Regions from separate parts of the Homo sapiens genome. Here region 1 is linked to region 2. A link is a loop called in an ENCODE intact Hi-C map of the cell type or tissue named here. Cell type or tissue: endothelial cell of umbilical vein. All regions are shown on one strand. Each heading gives the region's core, and the rest is flanking DNA. Links, peaks and the distances in the headings are about the cores only. Region 1 has its middle 120 kb from the start of AADACL2-AS1. Region 2 has its middle 50 kb from the start of AADACL2-AS1.

The links. Hi-C counts contacts between places; a loop is a spot of excess contacts. Peaks named below come from ENCODE experiments on the same cell type or tissue, not always from the same donor. Only the 100,000 strongest peaks of a DNase experiment are listed, where the experiment ranks them.
Region 1: a loop joins it to region 2, with 7 times the contacts of the local background. A loop is called at or near these places in 2 of 110 quality-filtered maps.

What each region holds. Positions count from the first base shown.
Region 1 is chr3:152,043,250-152,058,385 of GRCh38, reverse strand. No RefSeq gene overlaps it. Among named protein-coding and RNA genes, the nearest start is that of AADACL2-AS1, 120 kb to the right of the region's middle. In endothelial cell of umbilical vein, for the core only: no CTCF peak of the experiment used is centred there; a DNase peak (open chromatin) is centred at 10,705; H3K27ac peaks cover 1,188 bases.
Region 2 is chr3:151,972,293-151,983,762 of GRCh38, reverse strand. No RefSeq gene overlaps it. Among named protein-coding and RNA genes, the nearest start is that of AADACL2-AS1, 50 kb to the right of the region's middle. In endothelial cell of umbilical vein, for the core only: no CTCF peak of the experiment used is centred there; DNase peaks (open chromatin) are centred at 7,362 and 9,512; H3K27ac peaks cover 3,321 bases.

The DNA of each region.
Region 1 (15,136 bases), core at 7,137-15,136, 71 kb before region 2:
GGATATAAGGATGGGAACAATAGACACGGGTGACTACAACAGTGGGAACAGAAGGGCAAGGGTTGAAACACCACCTGTTGGGTAACATGCTCACTACCTGGGTAACAGGTTCAATTGTACCCCAAGGCTCAGCATTATGCAATATAGTTACGTAACAAACTTGCACTTGCACCCCCTCAATCTAAAATACAGGTTGAGGGCTGGATGTGGTACAGTCCTATCACTTTGGGAGGCCAAGGTGGGAGGATTGCTTGAGGCCAAGAGTTTGAGACCAGCCTGGGCAACACAGCAAGACCCTGTCTCCACAGAAAATTTTTAAAAATTAGCTGGGCATGGTGATGCATGCCTCTAGTCCCAACTGAGGTGGGAGGCTGAGGCGGGGGAGGATCACTTGAGCCCAAGAGGACAAGGCTGAAGTGAGCTATGATTATACCACTGCATTCCAGCTGAACAGCAGAGGGAGACCCTGTCTCTTTAAAAAAGAAAAAAATAAGAAAGTTGAAAAAAGAAAAAACCCACAAAAATAAAAAATAAAAAAAAGAAGCAATGTGGTGGTCTAATATGGGCCAAGGTTGGAAAAAGAAATGATGAGGTTGAAGAGACCAGTCAGAAGGTTATTGTGAATGGAAGATTACTGTGGGGGGGTTGGGCAACATGGAGCCATGAAGCAGTTCACTGCTAAAGCTGACAGACTGTAAAATGTTTGGATATAGGTAGTTAGGAAGGAGTCTCAGACAATTCAGCAATTCCCACCTTGAATTACTGGGTAGGATTATCTCCTTACTGAAGGGATCTGGATCTCTCTGTCTCTCTCTCCCTCTCTCTTTTAGCGGGTGGGGCTGAGTTGGTGGACTCTCATGAGTTTGGCACACGACTTTCATGTGCATATGGGACATGGTAATGGAAACCTATTATTTAGTCTAGCCATGAAAAATCTTATCTCTTTACCACCTCCTGTTCTTAAAACATGTCTCTTCTCACTTCACATGGTTTTGAAGAAGCTGTCATTTGTGCAAGGATCCCTTTATATATCCAGAATGGATGGGGTGGGTTAATATCTTCCTAGAAATTCGCCCATCCTAGGATGTGACATCCTAAGGAGTCAATGCCTTATATTATTAAAGCAGAACAGAGAAAACAAAGTAGGTCTTTCTCTGAGTTCTGAAACTGAGGCTCTGCAAACTTGGGGACCATTGTTGGTTACATGCCAACGTGTGGGCTAACGAGTACAAAAAGCTAACTGCCAGTGTACAAAAAAAGTGTAAACAGATGCTCTGAGAGAGAAAATGAGAGATGAAAGATTTCCTGAGTTTCTCTCAGGACTGTGGCCTCTTGTGGTGGCCATACATCCCATCCCTTAGGCTTTTTGGCATTCTCCAGTAACAGCCCCAGTAAATCTTTCTTTTTCTCTTTGATTTTGCCTAAGCTAGCTAAAGTCCATTTGTTTTTTTCTTTCTGTTTGTTTTTAAAACTAAAGTGGTTTCAAGCCCCTTCTGAATGCAGATGTTCATTTTGCAAAGAACAATATTCAGGATATAATATCAAAACTTGAGTATAGAGTTAGACAGCATCAATATAGTTTCAGGAGCTGAAGCTCTAGAAGTGGATGAAAATGTCAGGAAGGAGCAAGCAGAATGTAAAGAGAACAGGCCTGAGGGCAAAACCTTAGTAACTACCTAATGTAATGATAAACAAAGAGGAAGAGGTGTTTTTCCATAGGCAGAGAAGACAGGTGAAATAGGTTGACAGAAGCCATAAAAGACAAAGGAATTTCAAATATGATGTGTGGATAATAACTCTGCTAAATATTGCAAAGAGGTCAAACAGGATGAGGGCTAATAAGAAGCTATTGAATTAGGCAAACAAATGATTATTGTTCACTTTTGTTAGATGTAAACAGTTTCAATAGAATGAGAAGGATGTCGCCTAAAAATGGATAAATAATGAATGAGTGAAGATTGATCTTGCAAGGTGTGTGAAGGGGTGGAAAAGAAAGAGACAGTGGTTAGAGGAAGCAATTGTGTTACTTTCAACGAATGTTTTGTTTGACAAATATTTAGTTCTTACTATGCGCCAGGTACTAAACAAAGCTAAGTGCTAAAGTAGATACAGTTCCTGCCAGCAACAATTTATAGTCCAGTGATGAAAACTCATAAACTCATAAACAAAGGTGATGAGAAAGTCAGGACTAAAGAAAGCCATCTTTAACTCCTCCATAGGTATGTGATCATAAAAAACTTGATGTCTAAAAAACATGTCAATTTTGTATGCCTCTGCATTTGCCTGCATGCTCATGTGTATGAGCACACATGTAAATCACACTCATACAAAACACATACAGTCTAAGCTGAAATAACTAGTTTGTTTAAAGCAATCAATACTATAACCACTTGTTTGGATGTGCAAGCTAACTACCCAGACCAGTTCTAACGCATAGTATGAAAATCAAGCTGGGACACTGTTCGCTTACCTGCAGCTTAAGAGTGAATTATTTCTCTTACACGACAACTGAAACAATGCAAGGAATGGGTAGCCTTAAACATCTCCCACTCAGACAAACTGGGGTGATTGTGTTTGTAGAATAAGAATGAAACATTCAGTTGAATTACACTAGTATTTTTTTTTGTTTATTTTTTAAAACAGCAATGAGAACTATATATATATATATTTAATTTCTTTAGTTAAGAAAAATTATTTCCAAATAGTACTACTAAACTTTCCACAGATGGAAGATTTTAGTACTTTTAAGGGGACACCCCTAAGTGTCTACTTTTTAAATAAAAGAATGCCAATAATAAAATTCTTTAAAGGAGAGGCTCCTGTTTATGAGTTATTCATATTCTACTCATAGATATGGGAAAATAGCTCCTATCTATAATTTTATCATCTGGCCAGGGTCTGACCTTAGGAACTTCAAATGCTTCTTCTCAATAGTGTTTCAAATATGCCAAAAGCTTATGATAGTTAATCAGTTTTGACAGATTTTTACTTACATTTTTATCTAAGATTATTGTGCACTATAAACGTCTTATTTTTTTCATCCTATCACCGTGTTGTAGAGGAAAAGGAAATCCAGTTGATGAAAAAAAACTGATGTACCAAACAAATAAAAACAATAAAATAACTACAGTTTAAATGAATTCAGTCTACTCATCAAGCCAATACATTTTAGAGAGAGGAACTAGAACAAGATATACAGCCTATGTAGAAAATTGTAGTTGGTCCTAAAACGATTACTACATCAAAAGTATATTTTCTTCATTTTGTATGAACTGGACTCTGACCAGGTCAACCTAGTAGCTTGTATTATAATGTTTGTGAGTCTATTTGCCTATTTCTTTTCATTAGAATTTAAAAACAGAATTGCCAAATATACCTCAAATTTAACCCTTGATTATATCTACTTCAAATCTTTTCTTTTGCCTAGCTTTTCCTCAATTTTGTTACTTCCCTCATATTCAGTTATTGCAGCCATGAATCTAAGTATGATCCTTAATTTCCTTTCCTCAAACTTGCTCATGACATATGTCATATTCTTGTAATCGCTATAGTCCAAACATTGTACCAAATAGACCTACTTTGCTACAGCTCTGCTACTGCGATCCTTTCTCAAGCCCCCTTTTTTCTCACCTATAATCTGGCATTGGCTCTCTAATTGGTTATGCTGCTCCCCCTGAAGACTGTAGGCCATTCTCCATACTGTAATGGTCTTATAAAATGGGAATCAGTGCACATGGCAGTGCTGCATCAAATCATCTAGAATTTTTAGAATAAAATCCCAATACCTCACCATGGCCTGTAAGGCCAAACATGATGAGACGTCTCTCATACACCTTTACCATTCTCTCTTTCTCTCATTACACTGCAGCCACACTGGCCTTTTTCAGTTCCTTAAACTCTCCAGTCTTGCTTCGATTCTAGGGCTTTTGTACTTGCAGTTGTTTCTGCTTGGAATATTCGTACTAAAAAAGTATTATGCAATTTGATTATGACCATGAAAGATAATTTAGTTCAAATCAAAGAAAATTATCTTTTTTTTCCTAAAAAAAAAAAAGAAAGAAATTATGTCTTGCTCTCTTGCCCAGGCTGGAGTGCAATGGCACAATCAACTCACTGCAGCCCTGAACTCCTGGGTTCAAGCAATCCTCCCACCTTAGCCTCCCAACTAGCTAGGAATAGGTGCACATCCCCATGCCTGGCTAATTTTTTATTTGTTTGAGATAAGATCTTGCTATGTTGCTTAGGCGCCTCTGGGAACTCCTGGCTTTAGGTGTTCCTCCACCAAAGCCTCCCAAAGTGCTGGGATTACAGCTGTGAGTCACTGCACCAGGTCTAAAGAAAAATATATTTTAGTATATGTCATACAAGCCCCAAATACATACATTGTTTAGTCAAGAGTTATTAGGATGTTAGGGACAATATATTGGTCCAGTTACTATAATTGCACAATAAACAATCCTGAATTTAGTGGCATAAAACAACAACCATTTTATTATGCTCATGGTTTCTGTGGGTCAGGAATTTTAAAAGGGTTCAGTGGAGATGACTTTGCCTCATATCTGGGTTCTCAGCTAGGAAGTCTCAAGGACTAGGAATGACTTGAGAGTGGTAAGATTAAAATTACCTGAAGGATCATTTACTCTTATGATTGATGTGTTGATGCTGTCAGATGGAAACTCAACTGGACCTTTCAATATGGCTGGCTTCCTCACAATATGGTAACTGCATTCCAAGAGAGAACATCTTAATAGAAACAGGCGGAAGGTACCCAGCCTTTTAAAAATGTAGACACAGAAGTCACATAACATTGTTTCCACTGTATTTACAAGTCTGCCCAGATTCAAGGGAAATAAACATAGACCTCACCTGTTAATAGCAGGAGTGTCAAAGTTGCAATGTAAGAACAGCATGTGATATGGGAGATGTTGTTGCCACTAACTTCCACATGTATATTACCTTCAATTATGGTGTCATGAAAAGCACCACAGCAGTTGGCTGCAAAACAACTACAGGTGTCAATGTCAAAGATGAAACAAAGTATAATAGATCACTTGGTCTCACCCAGAAGATAAATATTTATGCTGTTGGATATTTTGTATCAGCTAGTTTTAAAGCCTTGCCACTTAAAAAAATAAAAATGCCTTATTTCAATGGAGCAGAGTCATTTAATATAGCAAGGGTAATTTTCAATAACATAATTTAAGGTATAATTTATCATATTACTTACCAGATAATGCTTGTGATAGCTTATGGTAAAAAAATGAAAGACTACAAACCACCACATAAAAGATCAAAGAAGAGATGGGAAATCAATAGGAAACTCTTTAGAGCTTGCCAGACTTCACAATGCCTCACTTCTCTAGGTCATATTGTACTTTTCAAATTATTATGAGACAAAAAGTTTTAGGACATCAAGCAATTAAGACCAGCCAAAGTATAATTCACACCATATTCCTCATCAAATGTGATGTAGAATCTGTTCAGAGACATTTCTGCTGTTGCTTTTGTATGTCTGCCTAAACATGAGGAACCTCAGCTATTCATACCTTCAAGCTCTCCTGTCTTGCTTTGCTTGATGATCAAACACCAATAATAGAGGTGACTAATTTATAGGTAAGAAACTATATCCTTGAATATGTATATATTTCATTTGATTTATAAAATTAATTGATTGGCTAAATATTGCTTGAAAAATAAAGTATGATGATATGTAATATAACATTTTTGGAAAAAAAAATGGAAGATTAAATTTATTGGCACATATGAACAGAATGAATTCTCATATGTATAAAGGCTATGAGGAGAGGCACTAACAAAATACATAACTTGAAGAATCCTTTTAAACTAAATTTGAGTTTGTAAGGCATCAAACCCTATCACTATACATAATTTATTGAGGTGAGAAGTCCAGGCTTGTGTATGTAAAATGTTTCTTTTGAATGTATTTGTTCTGTTATTTGGGTACTTACAATTTAATCTTGAAAACGTTGATAACTTGGCTCTTACAATTCAAAATTTAACTTGAAATATATAATCCAGAATGTAGACTTGTGCAATTGTTTTCTTTGTAAAAGATTCTTTTAATTTTATTACCCACTTAGCAAAAGCCTATTCATCCCTCAAGATCTAGCTCAAATATTTTCAGTTTCCATAACACTAAGTTCTGTTATGACACTCACTCTATTTCACTCTATTTGTAATGTAACTTGAGTTTCCTCATGCCTCACTAACCATGGAGATAAATGGGTCACATAAATGAAAATGACCAAAATTGCTTTAATGTTGACCCAACCTGCTCAAGTAGTAACTCAGTGCCCTGGGAATTGTCTTTCAAACATTTCTAGTAGTAGACAGGGTTGATCCACATGTACCTACAAGCTGGCTTCACAAGGGACATTTACTATCTCCCACCAGGCTGACACTGGATACTGCTGTGTCCACTGGGAATGTACCATCTCCTGCTGAGCACCAGGGTCTCTGCTGTTGCTCTGGTGCAGCTACTTCAGACTGTACCAAGATGTACCAGACTGAGTTTTCGTGGTATCTAGGAGAAGGAAGTGCTGTGCACAAGGAGAAAGAATTCTCATCTTCACTGCTCTGTTTTATGCTTTGTCACTGTATATGAGCAGTTCTGCTGTGTTCCCATACCTCAGTGGTTTTTCATGAAAATAACTATGGAAACCTATTTCACCACTGGGATCAGATTACATTCCATGGGGGTTATCTTCATTCTCTTGTCCTCCCAGTTATGTCAGATGACAATGTTCAATCTCTTCTTTTCAGCCCAAACAAGAGACAAACATGCCGTCATGTACTTACTCTGTGCAGTCACATTCCAACCCATTCAGCTCTCCAACCAGGTCATAGACATGGTCAGAGATTATTGACTCTCACTTCGGCTGAAGGAGCAGTTCCTGCAACATTTCTTTATACATTTTTCAGCCTCAGAAGTTTATAAGTCCTTGAGGACATGAACCAAGAGTCTTATTTCTCTGCGTTGAATCAGAACTAAAAAGTAAATTTAAACCAACACATAGGCCAGCACCTTAATTCTAAAGACAGCAAACTGTAGCATCTCTTAAGGACTGTGGTTTTACTCGACCTGCAAGTTGGCAAGTTAACCCACCATAGTTTTATGAAAACAGGCAGAAGTCACAAGACTCTTGGATCAGAAACAAAGCATTTCATTACTCACAACACAGCAAGAAACATGAGTTTTATGTTTGCATCAAATTCCCTTCTGCTACTGGAGTGACCTATTGCTTCACAGCTGAGAAGCCCAAAACTTAGGGAACCCTAATATTTTACAATGGGTTGCACAAGCAACCTTCCCAAGTTTTGCACAGAGTAAATCATTATCTTTATTATACTGGAGAGTAAACAAACCTTCCCTCTGTTCTGGAAGGAGACTTTAACCTCCAAGGTTGTTCACTATACAAATGTCCTTGAAAAGATAATCTTTTAAGGCTCAACAAAGACCATAGGTGCTTCTGCTGTAAGACATGCGGAAACTCAGGAAACCTATCAGAATTCTCTTCCAGAAGTATCAAGAATTAAGGTGACCTTCTGTTTCCAGGGTTAGTAAATAGAAGATGAGAATGCAGGTCATTTGGAACATGATCCAGTAATTTCTTTGAGTGAGACAGGAACAGAAAAGAAATGGGATAATATTAATAGTTCAGTTTCATTGATTAATACTACTAAGGTCATGTAAAGCCTTTCTAAAATATATTTTTTAAGTTTTAATATCACTGTGGTTATTCATATCCTGTAATAAGCATTATATATTATATATATTATAATTATATATAAATTATATATTAAAATTATATATGTATAAATATGTGTATGAATTATATATATAAATTATATATGTAAATACTATAAATATAGTTATATATAGAGAGAGAGAAAGAGAGAGAGAGCACAAGACAGGGTCTCACTCTGTAGCCCAGGCTGTAGTACAGCGACACAATCATAGAGCATTACAGCCTCAACCTCCCACTCAAGCAATCCTCCCACGTCAGTTTTCTGGGTAGCTGGGACTGTAGGCACATGCCACCATGCCAGGCTAAAATTTTTTGTGTGTATTTATTGTAGAGATGGAATTTTACCATGTTGCCCAGGCTGGTCTTGAACTCCTAGGCTCAAGTAATCTGCCTTCCTTGGCTTCCCAAAGTGCTGGGATTACAGGTGTGAACCACTGTACCCAGGCCAATATTATATTAATTGTATAAATTCCAAGCTTTTTTTCAATTTTTAAAAAAGATTTTGTCATATATGTGTATATATTAGAAAGAAATTGCCAGAACAACAACAAAAAAAAACCTCATTAATTAGGGAGGCCATATTTTGCAAAATAATGTCTGGAAAAAAATTCACCAAAGTTAAACAGCTAATATTACTATGAACACTTTTAAAAGAGATATTCTCTAGACCACTATGTGATGTGGCCTCGGTATTTTACTATAAGATGATGAAAAAATATTGACTTGGTCACCAAGAGCTCCTCACTGTTGATTCATTATATTTCCCAATATGAGGAACCATTTTATGATGGTTAGGCCTACAGTTCTGTATTCTCTCTTAAACTATATTCTTCCAGATACCTTCCAGAGCCACTCTCTGTGTGACACCCAGACAATGAATAAAATATATATATAAGCTAATGGGCACCAGCAGGTGTATTGGAAAGAAACCTGGATTGAAAATAAAGAATTTTGGGATCAATTCCCAGTACCTAATGCATGACAAGAAAAGATAAATAAAAAAAGGGACAAAAACAAGCACTTAGTCATTTTTTACATAAATTTTACTTAATTTTAACCAAAGGGTTAATGAAGGTTAAATATTAGGAGTTTATAAGCACATCAATTACATCACAGGATGCAATTGACAAAATCCAGACTGTAAGATGCTCTACAGAATGTGAACATTTTGCTTTTTATCCATAAATAATTAGCAAGATGGGTAGGGAGAGAGAGAGAGAAAAAAAAAAGAGGAGAGAGAGAGAGAGAGAGAAAAGAGAGTTTAAGAGAGACTTATTGGACATATATTGTAATTTTTGGTCCTTATTTGGGTCTGGGAAAAGCAAACTAAAAGTTAAAAGTTTTAATGAGCTAATTAGGAAGTTTGATAGAATTAACAAATTATTGCCATTTTGAAGGTATAATTATGGAACTGTGGTTACATTTAAAGGAGTCCTTATTTTTTTTGGAGATACAAACAAATGTTTACAGATAGAGTATTAGCTGCAATTTGCTTCAAAATAATACAACCTACCACTAACTGCCCAGTTAACTATAAATATCTCAGGTCCCCTTCTGCTTTTGGTATTCATTTACTCCGGAGGCAGTGAAGAAAGAAACACAAGTTCTTTTGTAATCATGGGAAACTACTCATGACTTCCCTCCTGGATTCATTTGGTACCTTCTCCTGAATTCAGTGATAATTATCTTAGAAATCTTTTCAGTATAGGTAGAACAAAACTCAGTATTAGAAGAAAGATGTCAAACTCTACACCAAGGATCTATGAAAAAGGCCTTTCTGTATTGCCCAGAAATTATCAGCAATGTATGGATATTAAAATAAACCAAATATGACAATATTGCTATTAAAATATTTGTAAAATTTACTAAGTGGCGGATAGTTCCCCCTTCTAGATTTTAGTTGAATTAAATTAATGTGATTTCAATGGTATAATCAAAACATCACTGCCTTTTCTGACTGTGATATCAGGCTCATGCTAAGATAACTAACCTATGTTCCCCAAATAGAGCAACTTCTCTGTAAAGGAATTCTATCTGTAAAGGATTTCTATCTCTGTAGAATCTCACACAGAATAACTCATGAGAGTTAGTGGAGCAAAACAGGATGGTGATGCAAAGTGTCATTTTCTTTTTTGAGTTGGGGTCTCACTCTATCACCCAGGCTGGAGTGCAATGGTGTGATCTCACTCACTGCAAACTTCACCTCCCAAGCTCAAGCCATCCCCCTTCTTCAGCCTCCCGAGTAGCTGTAACTACAGGTGTGCACCACTGTGGCCAGCTAATTTTTTGTATTTTTTGGTAGAGACGACGTTTCAGCATGTTGCAGGCTGGTCTCAAACTCCTTAGCTCAGGCAGTCCACCTGCCTCAGCCTTCCAAAATGCTGGGATTACAGGCACGAGCCACCATGCATGGCCCAAAGTTTGATTTTTGGTCATACTAGTTTGGCATTGATTTTTGACTTGTTATTACTAACTTTTGGTAGTCTTAACTTGATTTAATTGTTGATCATCAAAGAGCATAATGAGTTAGAGGACCATAAGATAATTAGCACCAGGGAAAAAATAGTCAACACTAAAGAAATATTAAAAATGTATTGAATTTTTAAACCAAAAAAGGAGGTGATCACTCTTTGAAAGCAAATTTAAACTTGCTCTTTTTAATAGTAGTTATAAAGAAGGTCATTTAGGAGATCCACATTAGGCTTGAATTGAGAGTCATGTAACTTTTTAATTTTATTTTTATTTTTCACTTTGAGTTAGAGAAGAGTTATTCTAGGGGAAGTAAGAACTCCTCCATGACAAAGGCAAAGAAATCCATAGACTGTGTTTGTGTTTCTCAGTGTTCTGTGTATCAGGTATTTTATTCAGACCAATGTTGAAATGTCACAGGATAATGTTTGTTATTACTGGCTTCTACTTACCCTTGTGAAATCAGGAGTGATTGTTCACCTCAGAGGATTTCCTCTTGTAAATGACCCAAGAGAAAACAATAACTCATGTTGATTGCTGTAGTTGGTGATGTGAACATGGAAAACCTTGTACCCTGAGGGAACAATACAAAGATTACAAATATATTGATATTTTGCATGAATTCTAATTGTCTCCAGTGTTAGATTTCAGTTAATTTGAGAGCTGATAATAATAACAGCAATAGATAAGAGCCTTGATGTTGAGTGTTCTCAAAAATCAGTTGTTGAAAATCATATAGCACATACATTGGGTGACATACAACTTACTGTCCAAACTGAGACACTTTTGAGAATGAAATGGAGTGCTGTTCATAATTATGCTGTGAATTAGGTAAACTCTGACCAAACTCTAACACATAATCATGTTTATATATGCAATTATCCTAAATACATCTACTAAATAGTGGAATAAATATATGGCACCAAATATTACTTATTTTAGTGTATTTTTCAGAAAATAAAATGAAAATGAAATGCATAAAAAGAGGCCACGTGCGGTGGCTCACTTCTGTAATCGCACCATTTGAGGAGGGTGAGGAAGGAGAATCACTTGAAGCCAGGAGTTCAAGACCAGTCTGGACAACAAAGAGAGACCTTGTCTCTACAAAAGATTTAAAAATTAACCAAGTACAGTGGCATTTGCTTGTAGTCCCAGCTACTCAGGAGGCTCAGGTGTGATAATCATTTGAGCCCAGGAGTTTGAAGCTGCAGTGAACTATGATTGCCCCACTGCACTCCAGCATGGGAAACAGCAAGAGAACCCATCTCTAAAAAAAATAAAAATCACTAAAAGTCAAGATCCTATTTTATTTGTCTAAAGACTGTTTTTCATACTTAGTGTTATATTTTAAGGAAAAGCAAAATTAAATTTTCTTGATATATCTTACCTAATAAAATCTCTTTCATAGAAGTGATCAACAGAGGTAGTAATAGATTGGTCAGATAGGCTAAAAAATGAGGTTACTTGCTAAAAATAATGTTACTTGTTTAATTGATTTCTCTCTTCTTTAATTGCTTTTGCATCTATTGCTAGTGCTGTACAATTTAACACTAAAGTTATCAAATCCCGCTTATTCATTTTACAGATGGGCAAGTCATTTAACTTTCTCAGAATAGTACACTATAGCCTGGAAGGCATGTCTCTGACAGTTTTTTTCCACTGTAGGAAGCTGCCTCTTTAATAGCATTCTATCATTGAATGTCAGTCTTTTGCTCACTGTTCTCCATCTCTGCCCTCTAGGGTGGAGCTTTCTGTACCTAGTGTATGCCCCACTGATACGCAGAGCTCAGCAATTCTTCAAGAACTTGTGAAGAATGAGAAGGGTATATATTTTATCAAAGATTACATGGGGTAGGCAAATGAGAAGTTTAATATTGAACACCTCCAGTAAACCAATAGAGGCTCTTCTATTTGACATGTCTTCTAGTAAACATTTTTGGAACCCATCATTGTCAGGTTTTCTTATCATTCTGGATATTTGGTAACCCTTACTTCTCAGCTCCTTTGGATTGGGTGGGATTATGGTACTAGTTTTGGTCAAAGGACTGTGACAGAAGTGAAATGCATTACTTCCAGGTGGAAGCATTTTATTGTATATATGAGACCCTTTATTCTCTCTTCTACAGCTATGGCAATCATGAGAAGACCTTGGGTTTTGACAGTAGAGACCTAGGACAGAAGTGGCCTGGACTGCTGAGTTGGAATGCTGCCCAAACTCAAAAGGTGATTTGTGGAGAAAGAAGCCCTCATTATGTTAAGACAGCTAAAGCACCGAGCTGTGAGGGTTGTACGCTGCCCAGCCTAACTTTGCTTATCCTGTCTAGGACATGTCTCCATTACAGATCATCCTCTCTGCCCCAGTGCTACTCTAAACAAGTTATCTCCAGACTTGCACACATAAAACCATCATTATGCTTATCTAAACAAAAGGGGCCTCCTTAGAATGGAATCTCTAGTTTGTGTGTACACATATGTATCTGTAAGCAATAGAACATTTGGTAATTATTCTACTGATAATTCTGTGAATGTATTTTATTGAATCAGAGAAGAAGTTTCTTGAAGATGACAGGTTCTGTAGATAAGTTTCAAGCAATATGAATCCCCTGAAATGATGACCTTTTTTAGTTGTTGTCTATGCATAGGTGCATCTCATCTCTAGTTTTTATCATATTTTCAAAGAAGTCCCTTAAAAAAAATCTAGGAACCTCTAGTGAAGGAATAACATAATTTAGGAAAGGGGAGAACTTACAGTGGGGTCCAGATTCCAGCTCTGATACTTGCTGGTTGTGCTATATATTCTTACCACTGTCCTAGATTTAGCAAGATTAGAAGAATTGATTACTCACTCTAGCTGATTTATAATAATCTGAGGTATATTAACCGGAATAAAATTAACTAATTTAAATAGCACTACATCAAGTCAGTAGATAGGATAATTTTAGGGCAGAACATTTTCCTATTTGCCTGTTCTCTCCATTTAAGCAAATTACAGAAGTCAGATTATCAACACATTTGTTGCTAAGAAACCAGTCTTCACAAGAGATACTGCTGTTACATGGACTCCATAGTTCAGTTGGTCTGGAAAATACCTTTTCCCTTGGATCATGTTTGAATAGGCAAGACCATAACTGCCTCCCATCTACCTTCCTCTTTCTCTTCCTCTTCTCCATCTCTTCCCCTTCTCTTTCTTCTCTATTTCTGAGGCTGACCAATACTTATTCTGGAAAATTCAGTGTATAGACTACAGCCAAGCCTTCAAAGGCCCGGATGCCATTCCATAATTTTTGTATCTCTGCTCAGATCTGATGAGCTGATGTATAATATATATACCACTCAGAGGGTTATAGTATTTCCAAGATATAGGGTATAGCCTCATTATTGTGCCCCCCACTAACTATCTTATTTCTAGGCACAGATAATACTTAAAGGATAATTTTTTCATTATAAGTATCTCAAACTTTGATACCATATAATCTTTTATCAGATATATATGTAATATATATCACAGAGATATGAGATATATATCTGATAAAAGATCAGATAAAAGATATCACATATCATATATCTGTGATATATATATCATATATCTCTGCCTTAGGATGAATGTAAAACTATGTTTTAAAAGTATTTCTCTCATTCTTTATAATATAAAATTTGACAATGTAAAAATATTTACTCAATTTTAATAAAAATTGGAAAAGCGAATTTCAGAAAATATTTGTATTTTGATTACATTTAATAGTCTTTTTAAAACTTGGTGCCTAGAGAAACAGCCATTTTTAGAGGATACAACTTCTGACTGTAGTATTAAGATTGTAGCAAGAAGGTAAGTGGTATACACAGTACAGTTATCTGGACCAGTGCTTCTCAAATGAATATGCCTTTGAATCACCTGGGGATATTGCTAACATGCAGATTCTCATTTAGTAGCTCTGGGTTGGGGCTGAGATTCTGCGTTTCAAATAAGCTCCAGGTAATGCTGGTGCTAATGGCTGATACTTTGAGTAGCAAGGGTCTGTACACAAGGGTAACACCACTAAATTAGAATATGTATAGTTTGGCCTCTGTATTCTTCTGTGATACTTTCATAACTAACATTTCTCCCTACCCACAGCAAATCAGTATTCTTGCTTTGGGACACATCCCATACAACTGCATTATAATATCTAGTTGGCCTATGTTTGCTCTAAGAATGTGAGATGAGTAACTATTTCTTTCATAATAAATAGTTAAAATATTTTCCAATAGAGAGTTGAACCAAAGTAACATAGCAGTGGCCAGTGGCATGCATCTTGCCAAGGTCTTAGGGTTTACTGAATTGTGCCAATTATACTTCCCAGAGCAATGTTGCACCTCGGCAAGGGGACATTTGCTCACGCATTTATAAAGTTACATGATGTGGAATAAATTGAGAGAAATAGGAAAGAGAAGCAGTTATGCCTGAGAAGACTGCCAAATATCTTGGCACCAAAGAATTCTGCTTGATTTCCTTCGTGGAGCTTATTCAACTTGGCTTTCTCTCAGTTTAATTTGGAATTAATTTTCTATGGCATTGACCTTTGACAGTTTCTGACCTTAGACACACACAAGTAGTTGAATCTATTGCTACTTTGAAGCAATTGCCACCTAATTTTGGTAAATGCGCTGAAAACTCATATCTTTTTATATGAAATTGAGATTATACATATACCATGGACATCTCTAATATGAGCTAATATCAAGATACCTTCAATTACTGTCATAATTTGAGAGATTCTGGCTTTCATAGAACCTTGAGCAAGAACATTATTTCCAAACATCATATTTCTTAGATATAAAATGGGGATAATAATAACAATAATCTCTAAAGTTAATGATGAAAGTGGCTGGTTGGCTTTATAACTTCTTTCTTTCCTTTT
Region 2 (11,470 bases), core at 3,471-11,470:
GAGAAATCGTTCATGGAAGGAAGAGTCACGTGACACAGCAAACTTCATTTTTACCTTATTTTAAGAAATTGCCACAGCTATCTCAAACTTCAGCAACCACCACCCTGATCTGTCAGCAGCCATCAACACTGAGATAAGCCCCTTTACCACCAAAAAGATTAGGACTTGCTGAAGGCTCAGATAATCATTAGCAATTTTTAACTTAAAAAGGTATTTTTAATTAAGGTATGTATATTTTTTTAGACAAAATGCTTTTGCACACTCAGTAGGCTATAGTATAATGTAAACTGAACTTGTATATGCACTGGGAAACCAAAGAATTTGCATGAACTGATTTATTGTGATATTTGCTTTATTGTAGTGATCTGGAACCAAACCTGCAGTATCTTCAAGGTATGCCTATATAATGTATGATTTTGTTTATATATAATTCTTACAATGACAAAATTATAAATGTGGAGAACAGTTAAGCCATTGCCATATGTTAAGAATTTGTGGTTATGAAAGGGCAACACAAGGGATCCAGTATTTGACTGTGGTGGTTAATAAATGAATACACACATATGATAAAATTGTATAGAACTGTATACATATACACACACATGCATATGCACAAGTGAAAGTAAAATTGGGTAAATCTGAATAAAACATGTGTCTTGTCTAAGTATCAATATCCTGCTTGTGATATTTATACTCTAGTTCTATAACCTGTTACCATTAGAAGAAACTGGGTGAAGGATACACAACTACATGTAAATCTGTATTATCTCAAAACAAAAAGTTTAATTAAAAAAACTAACTCCACACATCCTGTACTAGTTTTTAGGGATGCCATAATGAATACCACAGACTGGGTGGGCTTAAATAACAGAAAGTTATTTTCTTACAATTCTGGAGACTAGAAATCCAAGATTATGTTGTCGGCAGGTTTGGTGTCTGGTGAGGCCTCTCTTCCTTGGCTTGCAGATTGCAGAGGCTGCCTTCTTGTTGTGACTTGACATGATCTTTGTCTAATATTTTCTCCCTATAAAGACATCAGTCATATTGAATTATGGCCCACCCTGAAGACCTTATTTTAACTTAACCACCTTTTAAAATATCTTATATTGGCTGGGCGCAGTGGCTCATGCCTGTAATCCTAGCACTTTGGGAGGCTGAGGCGGGTGGGTCATGAGGTCAGGAGTTCGAGACCAGCCTGACCAACATGGTGAAACCCCATCTCTACTAAAATACAAAAATTAGTGGTGACGAGCACTTGTAATCCCAGCTACTCAGGAGGCTGAGGCAGGAGAATCGCTTGAACCTGGGAGGCGGAGGTTGCAGTGAGCCGAGATCATGCCACTGCACTCCAGCCTGGGTGACAGAACAAGACTCTGTCTCAAAAAAATAAATGAATAAAATAACAGTAAAAATAAATAAATAAAATTAAATATCTTATATTAAAATATGATTCTATTTCGAGTTACTGAAGTTTAGGGCTTTAACATATGAATTTTAGGGAAATACAGTTCAGCCCATAACAGACCTACAACAATAAATGTCTTAGCAGAAACTATAGGCTAAAAGTTTGTGACATTGGATTTGACAATGACTTCTTACATATAACACCAAAAGCACAGGCAACAAAAGATAAATTAGACTATTTCGAAATTAAAACGTCTGTGCCCTGCATTTAGGGCACAATCAATAGAGCAAATAGACAACTCCTGGAATTGCAGAAAATATTTGCACATCATAGATCTGATAAGGGGTTAATATACAGAATATATGAAGAATTCCCACAAATCAACAACAAAAAGTAGACATTTTAAAATAGGCAAATGACTTGAATAGACATTTCTTCGAAGAAAACATACAAATGACCAATGACCAGATAACAAGACACTTAACATCACTAATTATTAGGGAAATGTAAATGAGATGACACCTATGTACTAGAATGGTTATTATTAAAGAAGCAGGAAATAACAAGTGTTGGTGAAGACAGGGAGAAACTGGAAACCTGTGCACAGTTGGAGGGAAAGTAAATGCTGCAGACACTGTAGAAAACTAGAAAACAGTATGGTTATTTCTCAAAAAAATTAAACATAGAATTAGACTATGATCCAGCAATTTCACTTCTGGGTATATATACTCAAAATAATTGAAAGGAGGGACTCAAAGATATTTGCACACCAGTGTTCATACTAGCATTATTCATAATAACCAACTTGTGGAAGTAAAATGAGTGTGCAGTAACAGATGAATGGATGAATACAATAGGGTATATAAAGGAAGGAGGTTCTGACATTTCCCACAACATAGATGAACCTTGAAAACATTATGCTAAATAAAATAACCCAGTTACAAAAGGACAAATATTGCATGACTCCACTAAATGAGGTACCTAGAGTAGTCAAATTCATAGAGATTGAAAGTAGAATTGTGATTGCAAGGTTTGGGAGAGGAGGATATATGAAATAATTATTTAATAGGTACAGAATTTTAATTTTGTAGGATGAAAAGAAAGAGTTCATGGGTAGATGGTGGTGATAGTAGCACAACAATATGAATGCACTTAATACCACTGAAATGTACATTTAAAAATGGCTAAGATGGTAAATTTTATGCTACATTTATTTTCCACAATTAAAATAAATTTAAAATAGATTTTAAAAATCCAAGCAAATATCATAGAGATTTGTGCACACAACAGGCCCCTAGAAAACACTACCACTTCTTCCTATAAACACTAAGATAGATTTTAGTTTTTTTCATTGCTTTCTTTCTAGGACCCATCTATCTGCCTCTCTCCTTTCTAAATCTTACTTCTTCAGCCAGAACCTTGAATTTTAATAGAAGAGATATCTTAAAGAATTGGTCAGATTGGGTCCCTATCACTACACTTCATTATTGTGCATCAAAAACTGAACAGTTGATTAGAGACTATTTTATATATATTGGAAATATGGGAAGTATATATATATATATATATATATCCTATTTAGATGTAAGAAAGCTGTCTTTTGGTATTAATATACCTCTTTTTTATATGACAGCAAATTTAATCATCCAAGTATGATAAGATAATAAGTGTTACCATCTTGTTGCTTGGATACAATGTCATTAATATTCTTGAGGTAATGAAAAAATGGAAGCAAGTTATTTTTCCCTCTGCAGTAAGAGTTGCATCTAATGGAGAATTTTACTTTCTGTTATTTTAATGTAAAATATATTCAGTGTTCTTCATATTATATATTACAGTTAATATATAGCTTGACCACAAGGACCTAATATTAGACTGGACATTTTGCCAGACATGAACTCCTCATTCTTTATTATTTCTTAAAGAATATCTTGAAGGATTTTAATATAGTTAAAATATTATACTGTTAGGTAACATTTGGGAAACATTAGATAAGCATTGTTAAGCATTTATTTATGACTGAGCTTCTCAGACATCTTATGCAATAATTTGTATGTTTTCTCTCCAAGCAGAAGATACAATAAATGGAAGATTTCAAATTTATTTTCTTCCTCTAGCCCTTATTTTTTTAATTTAATCATGTCAGGACTATAAAATGTCCCTTTGGGATGCAGTAAAATTTGGTATTGGGATGGATGAGGATGGGGCAATTTGCCCATGAGGAAATTGAAAACATCTTTATGTTGTTTTTCTCCCTAAAGAGATGAGAAAGGCAAATGTTATTTTTTTCTTATTTAATGAAAACGTTGGTGTTCTGGGAGTGATCCTAGGAAAAACATTGACAATGTTAGCTTGGTGACTAGCATTTAACAAGAACCTGCTGAGCATCAAAGACTTTGCCTTGTTAGAGAAGAGTAATAGAGTGGTGAAAAAGGGAAGTACACAGGGTTGGGAAAGTCTAATGTATTTATTTGAATGCTGCTAAATTAATTCATAGCTCAAAATACAGTGAGTGGTTTAAGACTAGATTATTTAAAATTGAAAAAAGTAGAGACAGGAAGATATAGTTAAAATAATTAGAAAATGTAACCTAAAAACACCATTTTCAATAGTAACAAAATTTAAAGTACACAGGTATAGTCAAACAAGAGATATACAAGAATAAGTCATAGAAAAGTATAAAAATATAAAGCTTTAATGAAAGGCCTTAAAGAAACCTAAATAACTGGCCAGATATACTATGGTCTAGCACAAAAAACACAATATTATAAAGATGGTAATTTTTAAAAATTGATCTGGACCTCTCCCTTGGCTTGCGGATTGCAGAGGCTACCTTCTTGTTGTGTCTTTACATGATCTGTGTCTAATATTTTCTCCCTATAAAGACATCAGTCATATTGGATTAGGGCCCACCCTAAAGACCTTATTTTAACTTAACCACTTTTTAAAATTCAATTAAAAATTCCATCAAGGTTATCTTAAAAACTTGACAATATAATTCTAAAATTTAAATGAAGATGAGAGGGCTTATAATTGCCCTCTTGTCTTCCATTTAAATTGCCAAAATGCTGTTAGAGAAGAAAAATGAAAAAGGGAGACTTGTTTTACAAGATAAAAATACTTACAATGTAGCTATAGCAATTAAGAATACAGTATAGATGCAGGGATAGAGAAATCAATCAATAGAACTTAGAAATAATCCAAGCATATATGGAACTTTGATATGTAACAGAGATGACATAGTAGATTATTGAAAAAGGAAGGACTATTAAAAAAGAGAGCTGAGGCCAGGCATGGTGGTCATGCCTATAATTTCAGCACTTTGGGAGGCCGAGGCAGGTGAATCACTTAGGTCAGGAGTTTTGAGACCAGTTTGGTCAACATGGTGAAACCTTCTCTCTACCAAAAAAAAAAAAAAAAAAAAAAATGTAGCCAGACGTTGTGGCCCACGCCTGTAGTGTCCCAGCTACTCCAGAGGCTGAGGCAGGAGAATCACTTGAACCCAGGAGGTGGAGGTTGTAGTGAGCTGAGATCTCGTGCCACTGCACTCCACCCGGGGCAACACACTGAGACGTGGTCTCAACAAAAAAACACAATAAAAAAAATAGAGCTGAAAATACTTGATAAGCCATATGGAGGCGGAAAAATGGCTTCAGTTCATGGTATGTCACATAACCAAAATCAACTCCACGTGTATTAAGGTCAAAAGCAAAATTAAAGATTTTGGAAGAAATTCTAGTATAAAATATTTCTAATCTTGGATGGAGCAGACTTTTGAAAACAAGATACAAACAGCGATAACCAGGAAAGAAAATGACTTGGTAAATTATATTACATTAATATAAAGCATAGTTCATCAAAAGATGCCTTTTAGAAAGTAAAAAAAAAAAAGGTAAAACTAGAAGAAGATATTCATAACATATATAAAGATCCAAAGAAGATTAACATGAAGAACATGTATATCCAATATGTGATTGGAAAAAATTGTCTTACATTGATTGCTAAGAGATGGAGAGAGTGGTGATCAATACAATCTCTTCTACAATGTTGGTGGCAGTACACATTGGTACAACTTCTTTGGAAGACAACTTGTATTGTCTATAAAGTTCAACATTTGTGTACCCTATGACTCAGCCATTCTACTTACAGTTTAACTGTAGGTACTTGGATACCTGTACAAAAATATTGATAGCAGTACTCTCTGTACTCTCTCTGCCACAGGAAAACAACTGATCTGGAAACACCCCAAATTGCTCTCCATGAGAAAATGAATACATGAAGTGCAGTATATTCACACAGTAGAATATTATACAGCAGTGAACAATTAATGAACTACAACTAAATTCGACAGGTAGGGATCTTAGCACACAATATTTGAATTTAAAAAAGCATTTCCGGGAAACTAAAAACAGTATACACAAAAACCACGCCGGGAGCGGAGGCTCAGGCCTGTGATCCCAGCACTTTGGGAGGCCGAGGTGGGCAGATCAGGAGGTCAGGAGATCGAGACTATCCTGGCTAACACAGTGAAACCCCGTCTCTACTAAAAATACAAAAAATTAGCCGGGCGTGGTGGCGGGTGCCTGTAGTCCCAGCTACTCGGGAGGCTGAGGCAGGAGAATGGCATGAACCCAGGAGGTGGAGCTTGCAATAAGCCAAAATCGCACCACTGCACTCCAGCCTGGGGGACAGAGTGATACTCCGTCTCCAAAAAATAAAAATAAAAATAAAAAAACACAATATATTCTTTAGATATAGATATATATGATATATAGCTAGAGCAAGACATAAATAATATAGAAATAAATAAAACAAGAAAATGAAAACCACAAAATTCTCAAGAAAGTCGTTAGTTTTGACAGAAGAATGAGTGGATAAGCATGGATCTAGGTTAGCACAGGATGAATATAAGTTGCTAGTAATATTGTAGTTCTTAGGTTGACTGTTATAAATGTTATTTTTCCTAATAAATTCATAGTCTGGGCTGGGCGCGGTGGCTCACACCTGTAATCCCCGCACTTTGGGAAGCCGAGGCAGGCAGATCACCTGAGGTCAGGAGTTCGAGACCAGCCTGACTAACATGGTGAAACCCTGTCTCTACTGAAAATACATAAATTACCCAGGTGTGATGGCAGGTGCCTGTAATCCCAACTACTCCAGAGGCTGAGGCATGAGAATTGCCTGTACCTAGGAGGCAGAGGTTGCAGTGAGCCGAGATCGTGCCACTGCACTCCAGCCAGGGCAACAGAGTGAGACTCCAAATCAAAAAAAAAAAAAAAAAGTCTGTCAGTGGACCATTTATGTACTGTTAATGATTTGCTCAATTTTGTACACCTTATTTCCACAAGGAAAATTTAAAGATATGATTACATTTTTACATTGTGATGTCCTCACTCCACAGAAGCTGCTATTAGAATGGAAGTTAGCTGACTTTTAAGCTACTCTGCTTCCCAGGGTTTAGAAAGACTTTCTGTTCTGGTTCTACCATATGGAAAACCAGGAGGTCTTTGGGAACCTCCAATGCAACTCTGGCATCACGAACCTTCCTTGATATGTGTGGAAATAGAGAGTTCCAAATGCACAGCAAGACTTTTCTGTGTGTCAATTGGAAATATTTTGAATGTCGCTAAAGTTCTTTCTCTTTAGAAAACCTTATTTTTGGAGCAATCATTCTGCATTGGAGCCTGTAAATCATTAAATCTAATTTTTTTCATTTTTCTAATGACAAAGGTCAAACTCACAGAAGTTGGATTGCCTCCAGCAATGATTGTGTCACTGAAATGAAAATCGATGGAAATAGGTCAATTCCTATCTTTGGCCATACTGAAATCTGTGACTTTCCTTAATTAGTTTAGGACTTAAGTCATCTGAAACAGCAGCAGGAGCTGTAAAGTAAACTAAATTGTGGTTTTCATGAGTCATTGATGCTCATCACAACTGGTTGCCTTTCAAACCCTAGTGGCATCTTTGGCCTCATTGGAATGCATTAAAATGTTCCTTTTTCTGACAGTGTTCTTGCTTGCTTTCCTGTACACTCACTTTCCACTGGGCATATTCCAGCCTCTATTGGTTAGTGTTTTAATAGCTACCTTCCTCAGCCAGGAAGCAGCTTAAGCTACAATTCATTCATACTGGTAAAAATAGATCTTTTCTGAGAACTACAATGTCCAAGTCACTTGAGAAAAACATCTGAATAGCAGAAGGATGTAGATAAAACATAACAACTAAAGAAGAAAAACAAAGAATTTTATTTGATTGGGAGATGATTGGCAGTCTAACTTGCAGTGTTTCTGTTAACCCTAAAATGGAAGCAAAAGGCCAATTTTGATTTCATTTTAATGTTATGATCTTTATGGTGTTCTGCTCAAACCTTAGGAATATCATTAAAAAACAAAAAAATGAAAAACTCCCCCTAAAACGTCTAGCATTGTGGAGTCTAGATGAAACGTGTATGGCTTGAGAACATAAAGTTTGATGAAAGAGAAGGCCATTTTGCATTCATTCATTTACTCATTTACCCATTCATTGATTACCAGGTATCTTCTTTTTTTTTTTGAGATGGAGTCTTGCTCTGTCGCCCATGCTGGAGTGCAGTGGCTTGATCTCTGCTCACTGCAAGCTCCGCCTCCCCGGTTCACGCCATTCTCCTGCCTCAGCCTCACAAGTAGCTGGGACTACAGGTGCCCACCACCACGCCCGGCTAATTTTTTGTATTTTTAGTAGAGACGGGGTTTCATCATGTTAGCCAGGATAGTCTCGATCTCCTGACCTCATGATCCGCCTGCCTTGGCCTCCCAAAGTGCTGGGATTACAGGCGTGAGCCATCACGCCCGGCCGTACCTTCTTTTTATAAGGCACTGGATATTGATCGAAACCAATTTAAAGCATAGCCTCTTGCTTCAAAGAGTTTATATCTAATAGGATTTATTCCTCTATAATAAAGATAAACCAATATTTTAATCTGTCACTAAACCACAGAAACATATCTTTCAACATATAATTGAACTTGAATATTAAACTCATGAGAAAACACATTTGGGCATTTCTTTTCCTTTAGAACATTTACCTTGTGCTTAAAAGTTATGTTTATAAATCAAACCATTTAGGGTTCACCATGATTTTTATGTGATAAAAGATATGAAAAACAGTACAAAACCAAGCACCAACAAAAACAAGAAAACCTCAAAAGGAGACAAATACCTATAGAAAAATCATTAATTTATTGAATACATATTTATTTAGTGTTCCGTGTTCAATATACTACATTTACTGCCACATGGAGGTATAAACATGATAAGCAAAAAAATCTTCACCTTCCCAGTTTATAATTCTATTGAAAGATAAGAGAAATAAACATGCAGACATAAAACCCAAAAGTTACTCGGTTGGTTGTAATGTATCCTAAAACTCAAATAAATATTAGGCTCTCCAATATCTTTCTCAAACAACTTTGTAATTTTTTTCCTTTTATGGTGCATAACACAATTTGTGCTTATTTATTGACTGGCATAGCTTTTTAAAATGTCAATGAACTCTGTTAGGCTATAAGTTCCATGAAGATAGAAATAATCTCTATCTTGCTGCCTGAGTTTTCTAAGTATGTAGCACATGGAAGCACTCCATAAATATTTTTAATGAGTGACAAAATAAATGAATGGTGGAAGGATAATAACCATACCTTTATTTCAAGAAACACTATATAATAATAAAAAATAATGACAAGTATGATCATGTTGAAAATGCTCAGATAACATTTAGGGGAAAAGATCAAACAGTGATGCAAAAGTATACCCAGAAAAGATCTCCAAGTAAAAATAGATCTTTAAAAAGAGAAAATATATAAAATATTTTCTTTGGTAAAATATGAGCTAAATCATTTGCTCACATTATTTTCTACATTTTCCAAATTTCTAAAATGATAAAATTTTCCATTTAAGGTAACGAATTACAAAAGGATACATTAAATGAAGTTGACAATAGGTCCATTACAGAGTTTGGGGGACGTTCTAATGAGATTGTAAAAGATTAAAGGAGATTATGGCTAAAGAGATTATGATCAGTGTGTTAATTCTGTCCTCTAGGGAAAATGCACGAGATTAGTCATGACTCCAGATGGTGCCAGGACCTTCTGTATCAGGAGTTACAACTGTTAAAAAAACATAGTTTAGGGTTGCACTTAGGACATGTTATTTGGTAAATTCTAACTCATCACAAAAATTAGACTTAATTCATAGGCCAAGTTATTTTGATTTAAATTTAATAGTCAAGTTTAAATTTTTCATTTAACACATAATAAAGTCATTCTAAATAGTAGTAAAAGATAATTCATATAATGTAATTATCATTCTTATACCTAGTGTCCTTGTTTTTCTGAGAGATACTAGGAGTCTTGTTTGGTCATAAAATTTCTATAAGCCAAAGAATAATACTGTCAGAGGCGTTCAAACTAGAGCGACCCCATTTTGAGTGAGGGCTAGGAAAATGAGGCTGAGACTTGCTGGGCTGCATTCCCAGAAAGTTAGGCATTCCTAGACTCTGGATGTTTATGGTTAAGGGAACAGATTAATAATGTTTACTAAAACAGACCCAGACTTGGGAGTGTCCAGATATCCCGATATCTGCATAACAAAGGCATTCCCAATATTGCTTTAAAGAAAATAATACCGTTTCTTGCAAAATACAGTATTTAATGAAATTAATCCTTTATCACAAACCCTTGTAGCAGAACACATCTCCCCATATATGCAATCATTGTACCTAGGGTGGATGCGTTCTTCCTCTTACTTTCAGGTACATCCCACTCTGTCTATGGAGCAGCTGTCCTTTCACCACTTTACTTTCTTAATGAACTTGCTTTTGCTTTGCACCGTGCACTTGCCCTGAATTCTTTCTTATGCAAGATCCAAGAACCCTCTCTTGGGGTCTGGATCGGGATCCCTTTCCTGTAACAATGGTATTTGCACAAAAATTCTCAGAAATTTAGCAAGGCTTACTAGGTATAAACTGACAAGAACAATTAACTAGCACTCCCTTTCCCACTATGATTAGTTTATGAAACATTTCAAACATACCACAAGTTGAAAGTACTTTACAGTGAACACCCATAGGGCTACGCCATTTGTTGTTAACATCTTATTTTATTAGCTTTATTTCATATCTATACAGCAATTCTTCTAAAGTTCATCACCTAACAAATATTTTGTAATGCAATTCAAAGCAAATGGCACTTTCCTCTACATACTTCAGATACACTATTAACCAGAATTGGATGTCTGTTTGTCGTATTTTCTTTTAATATAAAACCTACAACAAAATGGGCAACGTTTAAGTATATATTTGCTTAGCTATGACAAATTAATATTCTTGTATAACCAATAACCCTATTAACATCTGTAATATTACCATCCTTTCCTAGTTAATCTCTACCTTCATTCTTTGAGGCAAGCACTGTCCTGATTTCTTTATACCTAGATTAGTTCTGTCTATTCTAGAATTTGATATAAATAGAATCATACAGTACATACTCCTTGAGTAAGTCTTCATTTACTTTGCATCCTGGGTTATTTCCGGTTTATGCCTATTATGATAAAGTTAATATAGAGATAGGTTCATAGGAGCTACTGTGATGATGATTGTTATTAACAGAGTAGACTCTGGTGATTTGATTTTCAGGCAAAAGACACGAGACAAGTAAGGAACAGGTCAAGGGAGGAATGGAATGGAGAGGCACAGATCCTCATGAGAAAAACTTTCTTGTCAGATATGTTCAGAACAGATAACATAAATTAGGTAGCATTTTTCTGAACTCATGAACATAAATTATCCTGGCCCCTACTTATTATTGCCTGAAAGGATTTTGTCAGAAAGAGCAAAAACAATAATAATAATAATTAATAATAACTTAGCCAGGTATGGGCATGTGCCTGTAGGCCTAGCTCCTCCAGAGGCTGAGGCATCAGGATTGCCTGGGCTTGAGTCCAAGGGTTTGAGGCTGTAGTGAGCTATGATCACACCACTACACTCCAGCCTAGGAGAGAAAGCAAGACTCTGTCCCTTAAAAAGAAA